4 separate regions of the Homo sapiens genome follow, and all the other regions are linked to region 2. A link is a contact called in ENCODE Hi-C or POLR2A ChIA-PET data. All regions are on one chromosome and are shown on one strand. The core of a region is the stretch at or near the end of the contact, and the rest is flanking DNA. Distances in the headings are between cores, read along the strand shown.

What was found. Hi-C counts contacts between places; a loop is a spot of excess contacts on that map. ChIA-PET counts read pairs that join two places held with the same protein, here RNA polymerase II (POLR2A). Pooled maps may share reads with other maps.
Region 1: a pooled map shows a loop between it and region 2 (3-fold over the local background). The contact joins the enhancer-like site here to the promoter of IL23R in region 2. A Hi-C loop is called at or near these places in 2 of 37 single-sample maps with no recorded cell type and 4 of 50 pooled maps.
Region 3: a loop to region 2 is called in a pooled map, with 4 times the contacts of the local background. The contact joins the enhancer-like site here to the promoter of IL23R in region 2. A Hi-C loop is called at or near these places in 10 of 37 single-sample maps with no recorded cell type and 7 of 50 pooled maps.
Region 4: a loop to region 2 is called in a map of GM12878, with 2.8 times the contacts of the local background. The contact joins the enhancer-like site here to the promoter of IL23R in region 2. A Hi-C loop is called at or near these places in 1 of 168 maps with a recorded cell type or tissue (GM12878), 4 of 37 single-sample maps with no recorded cell type and 6 of 50 pooled maps. POLR2A ChIA-PET finds 5 or more read pairs at or near these places in 1 of 52 experiments (OCI-LY7).

Annotation. Positions count from the first base shown.
Region 1 is chr1:67,748,231-67,751,763 of GRCh38, reverse strand. The region is part of intron 2 of GNG12 (G protein subunit gamma 12); the gene reads left to right. Among named protein-coding and RNA genes, the nearest start is that of GADD45A, 65 kb to the right of the region's middle. Within about 2 kb of position 1,868, at least 24 of the 41 ENCODE cell types and tissues checked have a DNase peak (open chromatin) inside an H3K27ac peak, as active enhancers do.
Region 2 is chr1:67,164,639-67,168,010 of GRCh38, reverse strand. IL23R (interleukin 23 receptor) reads right to left here and starts at 1,557. Exons shown (of 11, transcript NM_144701.3): 1 at 1,470-1,557. RefSeq lists an enhancer at 1,616-1,805.
Region 3 is chr1:66,372,970-66,376,434 of GRCh38, reverse strand. PDE4B (phosphodiesterase 4B) reads right to left here. Exons shown (of 17, transcript NM_002600.4): 17 at 1,861-3,465. Among named protein-coding and RNA genes, the nearest start is that of SGIP1, 160 kb to the left of the region's middle. RefSeq lists enhancers at 1,979-2,158, 3,105-3,154. Within about 2 kb of position 2,079, at least 8 of the 41 ENCODE cell types and tissues checked have a DNase peak (open chromatin) inside an H3K27ac peak, as active enhancers do.
Region 4 is chr1:66,394,994-66,398,487 of GRCh38, reverse strand. No RefSeq gene overlaps it. Among named protein-coding and RNA genes, the nearest start is that of SGIP1, 140 kb to the left of the region's middle. RefSeq lists an enhancer at 1,006-1,185. Within about 2 kb of position 1,910, at least 5 of the 41 ENCODE cell types and tissues checked have a DNase peak (open chromatin) inside an H3K27ac peak, as active enhancers do; they include GM12878 and OCI-LY7, where a contact is called at or near this core.

The DNA of each region.
Region 1 (3,533 bases), core at 619-3,118, 580 kb before region 2:
TTCCACCAGCCATAGAGACACAAGAGATGTCTCACAAGCCATGCTGGAAAATCACTTAGATTTCTTTTCAGGATGCTATTGAATGGGAATAAGGGCCGAGGTATGGCTTTTCAGGTTACCTAAGTATCCCAGAAGCAGTACGCCAGTCGACATTTGTGTGCATGTACTTTTGTACTCAAGACCCCAAACACAGCAACCCTGACCTGTTTGAAGACCCCACCCTGGACAGGGGACAGTGTTTCCCCAGAGCTGCCACTCTTGAGGCTCTGGAGGAGACTGGGTACAGAGACCCTAACTGTGGGACAGTCAACTGAAGGTGACTGTCCTGCCCCCTGAGCCATTGAAAGCTTTTTTCTTCAGATACTATATTATTCCCAGAGGTGCCATTAAACATTCTCCCTATGCTGTAGTGAGAAGTGGCTCACAGACTCTGCCTCTCTGTTGAACAACTATAGCTTTTACTTTGAAAACTAATGTCATTCATTTCTATAATGGCTAATAAATATTTTTAGTGGCCCAGAATGCATTTTAAAACGTGTGTGTATATGCACGTGTGTGTGTGTGTGTGTGTGTGTGTGTCTGTATGTGTATCCATGTAAATGGGCAGTCCTGGTAGACTATGAGTGGATGCGTGGGTGGGTGGGTGAGGGGGTGAATGTGTGTAAATGGTTGGGAAAGTCTGGAGTGGCCCAAATAATAACTGAGGTTAAAAACTGGTGAAAAATATTTTAATGTAAAAGGAAAAACAAAAGTTCATGCATCTTTTTTAATGAGGAGCAAAAATAACTCCTTACCTGTTAGTGTTATTTTTAAAGTATATGATGAGTAATTTATTACCTGCTGCTACATATAGTGTCATAAAATATGAAAATACGACTAATAAGTGGGAAAGGAAATTTGTGCAAGTCAGCATTGCTGTAACTGAAAGAACTAGAGTTTATCCTGCACATATACTGGCAGTCTAATGTGAGTCTGAGGCAAATGAGAGAGCTCAATAAGACTGCATGTAAGTAGATATAGGATATTCTGAGAAATAAGAGGGCCTGGAAACCTAAGCCCCAGTTATAACACTGTTTCTATGGGAAAATATGCTACATAAATACCTTCTTTGAAACCAACTTTTGAAACCCTGCCGATTTGTAAGTTAGGGGCTAATGATATAAAATGATCACCTACTGATCTGTAAAATTCTCAGCACTAGTCTGTCATCAAGCATTTATTGAGTAACTGCTGGGTGAATTACGCTGTGATGAGCATAGCAGGGTGAAACAAAAGAAATAAAGGAGTGTTTCTGCCCTCAAAAAGCGTGCACCTCGTTGGAGAGAGAAAACCTGCATACAAAGCAACCTGAGAACTTTTACAATGCCTGAGCCCACAAAGCAAGAGGCCTGCAGGCAGCAGTGTGAAAGAGGGATGTGAGGCAAGTGTGGTTAATCAGGAAAATGTGAGGTTCCACTGGGAGAACATGTTCCCTGTTCGTTTGTAATCCCCCAGAGGCACACCAAAGACTCTCTCATTTTTCCTGGAGAGCCTCACACAAGCATGAAGCAGTAGCTGCGGTGAATGTCATATGATCCTGGCGTGCCAAGCAATTCAAAACTACAAATGGCATGTGGTATTACCTTATTAGGAAAGGTTCAGGCTTTTTTCCTCTTTCTGCTCCGTTTTTGTTGTTTAAAGGAAGATAGGTTGTTGGCAGGCTGGGCAGTGGGTACCTTCTGTACCCAGAGTTTCAGTTCTGAAGCACACCCTGGTGAATCATAGCCTTTCTGAGAGTGCCCAAGGTTTGGAGCCCAACTTTGTGTTTTTGTGTAAATTTCTGGGAGAGTCTGTAGATGGGACAGTTCCTAACCAGTGACTCAGCACCTGAGAGGCAGAGTCCTTACCTTATTTGTCAGGCAGAGCTGTTGCTTTTCATTTCTCTCCAGCCTTGAGGTCTCCAAAAGGGAGAAGGGAGATCAGGAGAGGGGAACAAGTTGTGGATAAAAATTCTCAGTCTGGGGCTGTGGTGCATCCCACTGGGAATGCCGATAGCCTGTGGAGATGGGCGTGTGGCTGAGGCTGCCTTGCCAGGTGAGGCATCCAGATCAACCAGTCTGTCCTGATTGGAGGCTCCTAAAATAAGCCCTTTGCTCTGTCGTGCAGGCTGCCTCTGAGACGTGCTTCCTGGGGGCAGCAATCAGCAAACAGTTGTACCCAGACCCTTCCTCCTGGTACTGTATTTTAGCTTTGAGAAGCACTGAATCCGTGTTACTATATATGCAGTGGGGGAAAGGATGACATTCCTCCTCAAAAGATTTACATCATCATCAGTAGCAGCAAACATTTATTGAGTGCTTACTGTGTTCCAGGCACTCCATATGCTTTGTCTCATTTAATTCCCTTTACAGCCTTGGAAGGGCTTTTTTATTATTAAAACTCCTAATACTGTTATCTTAAAATAATAATTTTACCCTAATGTAAAGTTCCATTTTGCAGGTGAAAAAAACAGAGGTTTAGGGAAAGGTTAAGCGACCTATCCATAGTCTCACTACGAGCAAATGACAAAGGCAGGATGCGAACCCAAATCTGTCTCCCTCCAAACTAAGTTAGCAGACTATTCTTCTTAGACACCTTTTTATTTGCGGTTACTATAAGTAATGTCTGTAGACCTTCTGCTTTATTCTCCTGCATTATTCAGGAAGAAATGGAGGGTTTGGTTGTTCCCCACCTCCTCCCCTCCAGGGGAGTGGGAAGAGGGAAAGTCCTTGGAAAATAAGTCAGAGATGATTTTTTTTTTTTTAAGGAGAGTTTGTAAGGGAAGTGTTGAGTTGGCCAACCGAAAGGGAGAGGCTATTCTGGACTTCACATGTGTTATGGAAGAATGCGTGGTAATGAGTGGGAGAAACAGAAAGTAAACCAGTACAGGGCAGGATCAAATAGAAGGAAATGTGATAGCAAAGAAAGGGGCAGTCCTGCCTCCAAAAGTAGCATGTTAATGATTAGCACTCTGCAGACTTTTCAGATCTCACATGCTCTCAGCAGTATTCAGAACTCCCTTGTTTGGGGGAGAGTTTTGCTTTCCAAAACACAAAACCATGACATTTAATTCTCAGTTTCTGTAGGGACTAGATGAAATCACCACTGGAAAAACAAGAATGGCAGTGCATGTTAATTATTTCAGGAACTCTTAGAGGGTGCGAATAAAACAGCTGCCATCCCAAAAGACGCTGCACTTCTTCCTCCACCCTCTCTTCTTATCCCCCCAAGCACGATTTCTGTTTTTTGTGCCCTTCTTGCTACTTCTTTTAAAGAACTCATATCCCTGTGTTTCACTGAAGAGAAAAATGCATGCAAGAGATTATTGTTATTTTTTTATAAAGCATGTTACATCTTCCCAGTAGCCTATGGTATGGTTTCAGGACTACTCTGATTTTTGTATCTGATTGACCTTTGATTGGTAGCCACCAAACTCTGGAAAGCCAGGAATTTCTTTCTTGATCTGTAACCAAACTTCCAAATGCCCAGAACTTCCACTCTTCAAAGGAAGCATA
Region 2 (3,372 bases), core at 308-2,807:
ATTGTATTTGATGGGAACCTTTGATTAGGGAGGAAGAAGGAAAGAAGGAAGGAAGAAAGGAAGGAAGGAAACAGAGCAAAGAAATGTTACTGGTATATTTAGGAGATATAACAAGAGATGGAGAAGTAAAGCAAATAAATGGAATTTTATACTCTTCAAAAGTCACTATGAATTAACTCAGTAGGGCATTTGATCCATTACAGTGCCTCCTAATCTAGCCTTTCTCATCAGAAACCTCCTCCTCTGAGTTAACTTCTTTTTTTATTTTATGTTTTAAATTTTTTTAGAGACAAGGGCCAGGCTCTGTAGCCCAGGCTGGAGTGCAGCGGCATTATCATAGCTCACTGTAACCTCAAACTCCTGGGCTCAAGCGGTCCTCCCAACTCAACCTCCCAAAGTGCTAGGATTACAGGCATGAACCATGGTGCCTGGGCTGAGCTAACTTCTGGTGATGAATTCTTCTCCCTGCCAAAGTTACATACTTATCACACTCCAGAAATACTAGTCTTTGATGAGCTAAACTTGGGAAGAGCCAAAAATTTCAGAACTCCCAGAGAAAATGGATTCAAAATTAAGAAAAGTGAAGTGAGATTAAGCAATATGTGCTCTCACCAGTGAGACTCTAAAAAGCGTTTCATCTGGGGAGGCGTGGTGGCTCATGCCTGTAATCCCAGCACTTTGGGAGGCAGAGGCCGGTGGATTGCTTGAGCCCAGGAGTTCGAGATCAGGCTGGGCAACAGGGTGAAACCCTGTCCCTACTAAAAATACAAAAATTAGCCCAGTGTGGTGGCATGTGACGGTCATCCCAGCTACCCGGGAGGTGAAGGTTGCAGTGAACCATGATCACACCATTGCACTCCAGCCTGGGCGACAGAGTGAGACCTTGTCCCCCGCACCCCCTAAAAAAGAGGAAAAAGCCTTTCATCTGTAGAGAACGCGAAAGGAACACGTTATAGAAATTCCTAATAATACCGTTGTTAGTTTACAACTAGAGTTACACTATTTGATTAATCAGTTACATGAATTAACTCATTTACTCAATGATCAACATTATTCAGTTATTTTATCTGTTTAATAAAACCTGAGCTTTTTCTATAAAACTACAAGAGAACGCAATGCATGGCTCATCATATCGCATAAAATATCTAGTAACATTTAAAAAAACTGGGGTCCCCTTGGCTCAGAAATATAGGGATCCCTTTCATTATTTGTTAGCAATAGTAATTCTTCTCTTCATAAGAAGCAACAGAAGCCCTAAAAATGTTCCTAGTTAGAAGTTAACTGATGGAAATATGCAATAATTATTATTTAAAGTAATGTGATGCCATATAATATTATAGATTCCCTTTTCATCAGTAACCACTGCATGGAATATCATGAGAACTTGCAAGAGAAAACAACTTGGCCCATGTATTTCCAAAAGGAAATATAGCTGTCTTTAAGTATTTGGATGATCGCTGCCTATTTACCTTTCAACCTGTTTGAAGCACATAATTCCACTTCAGAGCCAGGCTGCCACCCTTGTTGGCTGTGTCATGTCTTCTTTCCTCACTGCCTGCCTGTCAGCACTCACTTTAGATTTTCACTTCTGAGGTCAATGGAAATGTCAGCAGAGCCCTGACCTACATTGCAGACTCTTGAAGAGGAACTCAAACTGTCCAATTCGAAATGACTGGCTCTCGTGTCACTATTTGGGGAAATCCAGATTACTGAAAGTGAACTGTTTTGTCGGTACTTTTTTTTTACAGCTTAATTTAAAATGGTCTCATCCAAGAGGCAGAACACTTATACATGTTTTCTTAAAAATGTCAAACATTTTGACACCAAAAATATGACGCTTAGTTTTAATTTACAACCAGCATTGTTATTAATTATACACTTGTTTCTTTTTTTAGTTTTCCAGCTTTGTTGAAATATAATTGATGAATAAAATTCTACAATTTGATGATATACAACATGATGATTTGATACATACATATTTTGTGAAGTTATTATACAATCAAGTTAGTTAATACATCTCTCATCTTATTTAGTTACTCTTTATTTTGCAGAGAGAACATTCAAGCAAATTTCAAGTATGCTGTATAATTCAGTATTGTTAACTATGGTCACCATACTGTATATCAGATCTCCTGAACTTACTCATCTTATAACTGCAAGTTTATGCCCTTCGACCAATAGCTTCCTTTCCCTCCACCACCCTCTAACCTTGGTAACCACCATTCTATCATCTGTTTTTATGGGTTCAACTATTTCAGATTCTGCATATAAGTGAGATCACGCAGTATTTGTCTTTCTCTGTCTGGCTTATTTCAGTTAGCATAATGCCCTCAAGTTGCATCTATGTTACCGCAATGGCAGAATTTCCTTCCTTTTTATGGCTGCATAATATTCCTGTATAGCCTACAGATTCTTTACCAATTATTCCACTGATAGGCACTTAAAATGTTATTTCCATGTTTGGGCTATTTTGACTAACGCTTCATGAACATGGGAAGGCAGATATCTCTCATGGTGCTGATTTCATTCTGTGGGGGGACTATAGATCCAGAAGAGGGATTGCTGGATCCTAAGGTAGGTCTATTTTAATTTTTTAAATAAAATTGTTTTTATTTCACACTGTTTTCCATGATAACTGTACCAATTTACATTCCTAACAGCAGTGTACAAGGCTGCCCTTTCTCTGTACCCTCAGCAATACTTATATCTTGTCTTTTTATCATAGGCACCCCAAAAGGTGGGAAGTGATATCTAATTGTAGTTTTGTTTTTTGGTTTTGGTTGTTGTTTTTGTTTTTGTTTTGAGACAGAGTCTTGCTCTGTCACACAGGCTGGAGTGCAGCGGCGTGATTACGGCTCACTGCAACCTCTGCCTCCTGGGCTCAGGTGATCCTCCCATTTCAGCTTCCTGAGTAGCTAGCACCACAGGCACATGCCATCACACTCAGCTAATTTTTTGTAGTTTTGGTAGAGATGGGTTCTCACCATGTTGCCCAAGCTAGTCTTGAACTCCTGAACTCAAGCAATCTGCCAGTCTTGGCATCCCAAAGTCCTGGGATTACAGGAGTGAGCCACCACGCCCAGCTCATTGTAGTTTTGATTTGTATTTATGTGATAATCAGTAATGTTGAGTACCTCTTCATATACTTATTGGCCATTTATCCGTCTTCCTTGAAAAAAAAATCTATTCAGGTCCAGAATCGCCTGATGACACATTTCTTAGAAGGTATCCCAGTCATTAAGCAACATATGACTCCAACACTGTGTGGAGAATTGATTGAAGATGAAGAGCCCAGTTAGGAGGCTATGGAAAATCAAGAGCTGATTTTTGTTTTATTTTATTTTATTTTATTTTATTTTATTTTATTTTATT
Region 3 (3,465 bases), core at 830-3,329, 790 kb after region 2:
GAAAAGCTGAAAGTTAAATTGCCTAGAGTGTGCATTCTTCTGATCTTCCTGTTAATTGAAATTTTACATCATCAACATCCAGATTGATGCAACAAATGTCTGAGCATGAACGCTGTGCCAGGAGGAGAAAGTACTAGGCATGGTTTCTGCACTCATGAAGGGTCTAGTTAGCTTGGATGCCTGAGGTCTGACCTGGTTCTTGAGATTTCCGTATAGGAAACTAGTGAAACTGTGCAGTTTCATCTTACCTAAAAGTTAGTTAGAAGTCAGCCAGTAAGATAAAACCAGGATATAACAAAATTTACTGTTTAAAATAGCTATATTGGGCATAATATGCTGTCCATGATGAGTTCACAATGAATATCTGAAGACAGTGGGGGTGAAAGAACACCTCAGCTGCAGGCATGATTCTCTGTTTTGGAGCGGTGGATCTCTACTCCAATTGCACGTTAAGATTACCTAGGGAGAGACTGGGTGCAGTGCCTTGTGCCTATAATCCTAGCACTTTGGGAGGCTGAAGTGGGCAGATTGCCTGAGCTCAGGAGTTCGAGACCAGCCCGGGCAACATGGTGAAACCCCATCTCTACTAAGATACAAAAAATTAGCCAGGTGTGGTGGCATGCACCTGTAGTCCCAGCTATATGGGAGGCTGAGGCACAAGAATTGCTTGAATCTGGGAAGTAGAGGTTGCAGTGAGCCGAGATCATGTCAGTGCACTCCAGCCTGGGGGAAATTTTTAAAATCTGATGCCCAGGGCTTTGCCCAAGATCAATTCAATCAGAAATCTGGGAGGAGGATGGGCCCCAAACAAGTGTTTTTAAATATATGTATTTCCCACATGATTCTTATTTGCAATAAGGGTTAATTAAGAACCTCTTCTCAGTAGAAAACAAACCTGCAAATATTTCTAGCTCTGGGCATTGTAAAACTCACACCTCTGGCTATTGTAAGCAATTTATTTTGCTCCTTTTCAAACTCTCAGAGATGGTGAGGCACAATCAGATATCAGAGATGATGGAAAATGTTGGAAATAGCTCTGCAACTAGCAGGCAAGCTGGTTCTGAAATGTCGGCTCATCTTAATTTCAGCTGTGTTTAGAGAAGACCATCTTACTGGTTCACAGAGCACTCCCTTGTGGCTAAATTATTATGGGCCAACACCGATTCTTGTTTGCAACCTTCTGCAACAAACACACACATAAACACACACACACACACACACACACACACACTCTTCTCAGGATAAAATATTTTAAAATGCTGACTTTAAGATTTCAACAAAGCATTAAGTATTTTTCTTATATATAAAAAGTTCTTTCCAGAAAGAAAATCCTAGCCATATGACCAACAAGAGGCTGCATGGATCACTGAGAAAACCCTGAGTGTCCACCCATGCTCTGTGGGTTGTGGTTTAAGATGACTCTTTGGACCTCAGATTCTTCATGTGTCAAATGAATCAATGGGACTCTCTGACTGCATTATACTAATGTTCTATAATCTATGATTCACTTTTCTAGAGGACTCAGCCAAGTTGGGGATTCCCTTATTTATCTAGTAGATTAAACTCTTCAGACTCTTAAAGAGGTAGAAGGAAATAGTTCGAGATGAGCAAAGTGGTTTTGTTTTGTTTTCCTTCCTCAACCCCCTTCCTGCATCATTGAGCTGGGTGAACAGTTGCTAAGAAAAAAGCGAAATGTTCCAAACTAGGGGACTTTTTGGACATAGATTCTGAAACTTCAGTTGTGATGTTGGCTGGACACAGTGGTTGGCTTTCTTTGTGGGGAATGGCACAAGAGAAGAGAAAGATCTGCTTTTCATATGTCAGAACTAATTGTGAAATAAGTGGGCCTACAGACTAATCTAATCATGCTTTTCTTTATTCACCTCATATAAAAGTCTCTTTAGAATGCATTTGAACACAATATATAATAATAATACTATAACATACATTGTGAGAAACATTTGAAAATGATAAAATGTCCACCTGAAACAATGCAGTGTTCATAGACATACATTGGTCATGCACATTTGTGCCATTTTCTGTAATTACTGAGTCACAATGCTGAACTGAAAGCATGAAACATATTTTACAAACTGAAACTGACATCAGTAAGAGGCCTAACAAGTGTTATCAGAAGAGGCTTCACATTTGCGTAATTTGCTACATCAGTTCACATTTTATTATAAAAATTCACATTGTTTTATTGTTTTCTTTTGTAATGAACTGGAACATGACATTCCTGCTTAATGGCAGGCAGGAGGCTACCTCTTCAAAGTCAGTAGTTCGGGAGCATTCAGAAGAATCATCTGTGAGCAAATGTAGTGTTTCCTTTTGAACCAAAGCCACAATGATAGTAGGATCCAGTTATAACCCAACTCATGCCCACATAGATTTGGATAGAACCTGGGTAAAAACTACATCCCATTGCCCCCTGCCCCTATCAAGCTATACAAAAGTAAAAGCTCAGTATAAACCATTTAGTATCTAATGTGAGAATATTGTTTCCAAAACTGGTTCATAAAGGGGTTGTGCAGAAGTAGCAACTCAGGCAGGGAAAGGGCAGACCCTTTGAACAAAAGCCCACCCCTGTCCTCTCTGCCAAGGGGGCCATATGTCTCTACTAAGTGACGTTTGGGTTATATAATACACAATACAAAACATTACAAGAAAAAGTCGTAACTCTTAGGCAGAGTTTTCTACACAAATTTAACACCACCATTGGCAGGCAATGTTAGATATATAAATTAATAACTTACAAAACATTACATTATATACATTAAGTAATAAATACACGGTTATAAACAGGAATGGAGGTGTTAGCGCAGAAGGCAGTGCAAGAGAAGGACGGCAGCATTACATTGAAAACAGCCTAACGGGGTGAAGAGAGGAGGTAGGGAACAGGGCCAGGGACTGTACAACTCCTGTGGGGGGCAGGGTCCAAGACACAGCAGGGCACACTGCTGAGTTCTATGCAGACTCTCACGGTGAACGACACCACTGCTCCTTTCTACCCCCTAATTTGTTCAATTTTATTCTGTTTACAGCAAAAAGTTAAAAGTACTGTTGGAGGCAGGCAAACAGAGAGAAGTTTTAAGAGTGACTGTGGAGTTGGACTGGACAACAGGGGAAGGAAGTAAAATGTGGTTAGAAGTGTATCCTTTCTGTCTGTTTGCAAAAGTAACTGTAGTAAAGTGAAGGATATTGCCCAAGAAAGAAGGAAGACTATTTTCTTTCCCTTTTCCAGAAAGAGTCAAAAAAGTTTGTCAACTTTGAAAGCTTATCTGTGTAGAAGTTGATACTAAACTCCAGGTATTCAACAGGCATTTTAAAGACATGAAAATGTTTTACAAAAAAGGCACACAGGTTGGCAGACAAAGGGACAAGTGAGAAGATTCATAAATGAAGTTATTAGTCAGTGAGTTCAGTCACTGTCGGGGATAAGTTCCCGAAACTTAGTGCAGAATG
Region 4 (3,494 bases), core at 661-3,160, 770 kb after region 2:
TTAAAGATAACTTATGTTGAGAAAAGTTGAAATAAGTTGTCCTTTCTGTTTTTTCCTTCCCACTTACCCTAAGGTAGTTTCAACTTTAAATATTCTGCAATTATACTTCCAAATTCTCTTTATACATTAAGAAAGTTTATTATTATGAAGTCCATCATGTGCCTAATTGTTAAACATTTCAACTCCAATAATCCTCATAAAGTCCCTTGAAGATGGGTACTTCTATGTCTATTTTACAGCTTGGGAAGCTGAGATTCTGAGTTACTAAGTAAACTGCCCAAGTTCCAGCAGATACCAAGTGGCACAGCTGTGATTCAGACCTGGGGCAGTCTTATGACAGAGCCCCTTTGCTTTATGCAGCCACAGTTAGAACACCCAGCTTCAGTCTATTCCAGGTTTACATTGTTTGGTTTTGTTTTTTGAGACAGAGTCTCTCTGTCGCCCAGGCTGGAGTGCAGTGGCACGATCTCGGCTCACTGCAAACTCCACCTCCTGGGTTCAAGAATTCTTATGCCTCAGCCTCCCGAGTAGTTGGGACTATAGGCATGCGCCACCACACCTGGCTAATTTTTGTATTTTTTGTAAAGACAGGGTTTCACCATGTTGGCCAGGCTGGTCTCAAACTCCTGGCCTCAAGCAATCTGCCCCCCTCAGCCTCCCAAAGGGCTGGGATTATAGGCATGAGCCACTGTGCCTGGACAGGCCTATATTGTTAATGGATAATAGTATTCATTCCTACTGGATCCAGATATACCCACTGAGTCTCAACACATTATTCCCATAGCCATTAATTATCCTCAGAATTGGATGTAAGTTGAAGGCTGTTTGTCATACCTTCACAATATGATGGATACTAACCATATGTTAGTATATAATACAATGATATGATGTTGTGTTAATCATAACCTAAACAGATTACTTGCAATTTTACAGCCCTTGTAAAAAAATCTTAATTTTTTTTATCTGAATCCCTCCCCATCCTTTTAGAACAAAGACCGATTCTATATGATAACCAGTGTTCTGCATACTCTGGCCCCTTCCTGCCTTTCCAACCTCATCTTGAACTTCTTTAACCCATTTTTTCTGTGGTCTAGACACAGAGAGAATCTTTCAGTTCCTCAAATAGTCTATGCTCCTTCTGCCATAAAGCCTTTGCTCATGCTTTTCTTTCTGTCTGTGATATTTATCCTTTCCTTCTCTTCTTCCTTTAGACTTTTGCATGCTGTCTCTTGGGCCCTTGGCTAGATCAGACCAGACTACCATCTACCCCTTTAAATTCCATCCAGCTGTCTTTAATGGTGCTTATCATCATTAGTGAACATGCCATTCAGTGTGTCATTATTTAATCTTTGTGTCACTCCTCCATTAACCTTCTAACCCTCAGATCCAGCACATAGTAGGAAGACAATAAACAACAAATACAGATGAATGTCTTCAAATTCTGAATCAATTACAGGAGGCTCCTGAAATACCAGGTTCCTCTGTGCTTTGTGCATTTTAATTTTCAGTATTAATCACAATTAAATGTACAGAAGACTAGGTCAGGAAATAACTTATTTGTAAAATAAGGCAACGTTAGTAAGATGGCAGCCCTTCCCTCCCTGGTGGTCCTCTAGTCACATATATGTGTTTTCCAGCACATGCTTTCTTGTTGGGCTGCTTCGTTTCCATCCAGTGGCGTCGGACACCACGACAGAGGGAAAGGTAGAAGTGCTAGGGTCAGCCTGGGGTTTGTGTTCCAGCTCGAATACTCTGTAGCTGAGCAACATTAGTCACATTGCACATTATTTCTCAGTTTCCTCATCTGTTAAGTGCTTCACTCATAGGACTGTGGTAACACTCTAAATGAGTTATGAGTCTGAAGCACCCACCCGGCACAGAGTCTGATTTGTTGTCTGAGAATTATTTTCCTTCCCCTAGTGTACACTATATACCTGCTAAAACAACAGTGCATTTCTTAAATCAAGTTATATGATTAAAATAGCTGACACTATGTCATGTACATTGTTCTAAGATTTCCCCCATATTAACCCATTGAAAACTCACAAGAGCCCTGTGAAGCAAATACTGGTAATTTCAGCCTCATTTCATGCATGAGGAACTGAGATTCAGAATGATTAAGTAACTAGCCCACAGTCAGGCCAAAATTTAATCCCAGCTAGTCTGGTATGTTCTTATACTGCAACATGATCCTGTGTCTCAGCTGGAGAATTAGCAAGGAACGATGGGCAATGAAGAGCTGGTTTTGAAAAGAAAAATCTCTCCCAATTCTACTATTATCTGGGTGACCTTGGCCAATTCAATTCTCTCTTCTTTAAAATGGGGATACTATCCCCTGTCTCCCGTGTGGAAGCTGAATGAGATGGCAAATGTAAAACCCTTGTACACATTTGTCATTTGCCTGTGGCTAAGACAATTTCTCTTTCTTCTTATAGAAGTATAACCTTTAAGTTTTCTCACCAACAACCTGGCCAGGGTAACTTTGGCCTTTGGCCAGCTCTAGAGCTTCTCGAACAAAAATTGTTGACATTGAGCCCACACAAAGCTGGAAACTCCCAGAGGGATAACTGTGCAGGCTCTGACCCAGCAAGATTTCCCCTGAATTCTACAGAGTTTCAACACATCTGAAACTCTTAGAGAGTAAAGCCCAAAGCTCCGGAAACAGAGAGCCTGGAAAGGAGAAGAAGGAGCTCTACTCTTTTGAAAGAAGGGGAATCTTGGTGATTAAATTTCACAAATGTGGCTCCAGCCATACCGCCCCTGACCTTAAGAACTGTCATGAATGTCTCTCTAGGAAACACTCCTCACACACACACCACCCCAGCATCATCCAGAGTGACGATTGTTAAAAGAAAAAAAATTATCTGACATTGACGTTTGCATTGTCAGAGGCTCCCTGCTCTATAAAGGAGAAGTGTCTGCCCAAGGTGGCCTTACGGTAGATGTAGAGCCCTGGGGAGGGGCTTTGAGTCTGCAGCATGCTTCAACCCTCATCCACGAAAGGGAGAAAATCATGGCTACCTCCTATGGTTATTGTGAAGAGGAAATGCAATAATAAACGTTCAGAGGCTAGGACAAGGCCTAGCCCTTGGGAAGCACCCAATGAATGGCAGTTATCATTGTGGTTGTGTTGTAACAGCAGCTAGGCCACTTGCCCAAGATCACCCAGCAAAATAAGTAAAGAAATGAGAACTGTAACAAACATCTCATGGACTGGCAGTCCCAGCTCTTTCTGCCATATGAAGCAGCCTCTCCCCTGTGTGTCTAACCGTCAGCTTCTTACTTTGTGTGGTGAAAGGGCTAAACCATATTAGAGAGTGTTGTGGGATAAGCAGTGTAAAAATGCCTCCCGCAACTCTCCACTTCACTCCATCCTATGAGATCCTACACCATTAAAATTACTCCCAGCCCCTTATCCCTCTGGGTTCTCTGGACCCCTGAAAGTCTCCCTGAAGCCTCAGGAACTCCCTGTGGGATAAAGGCACATGTAGATT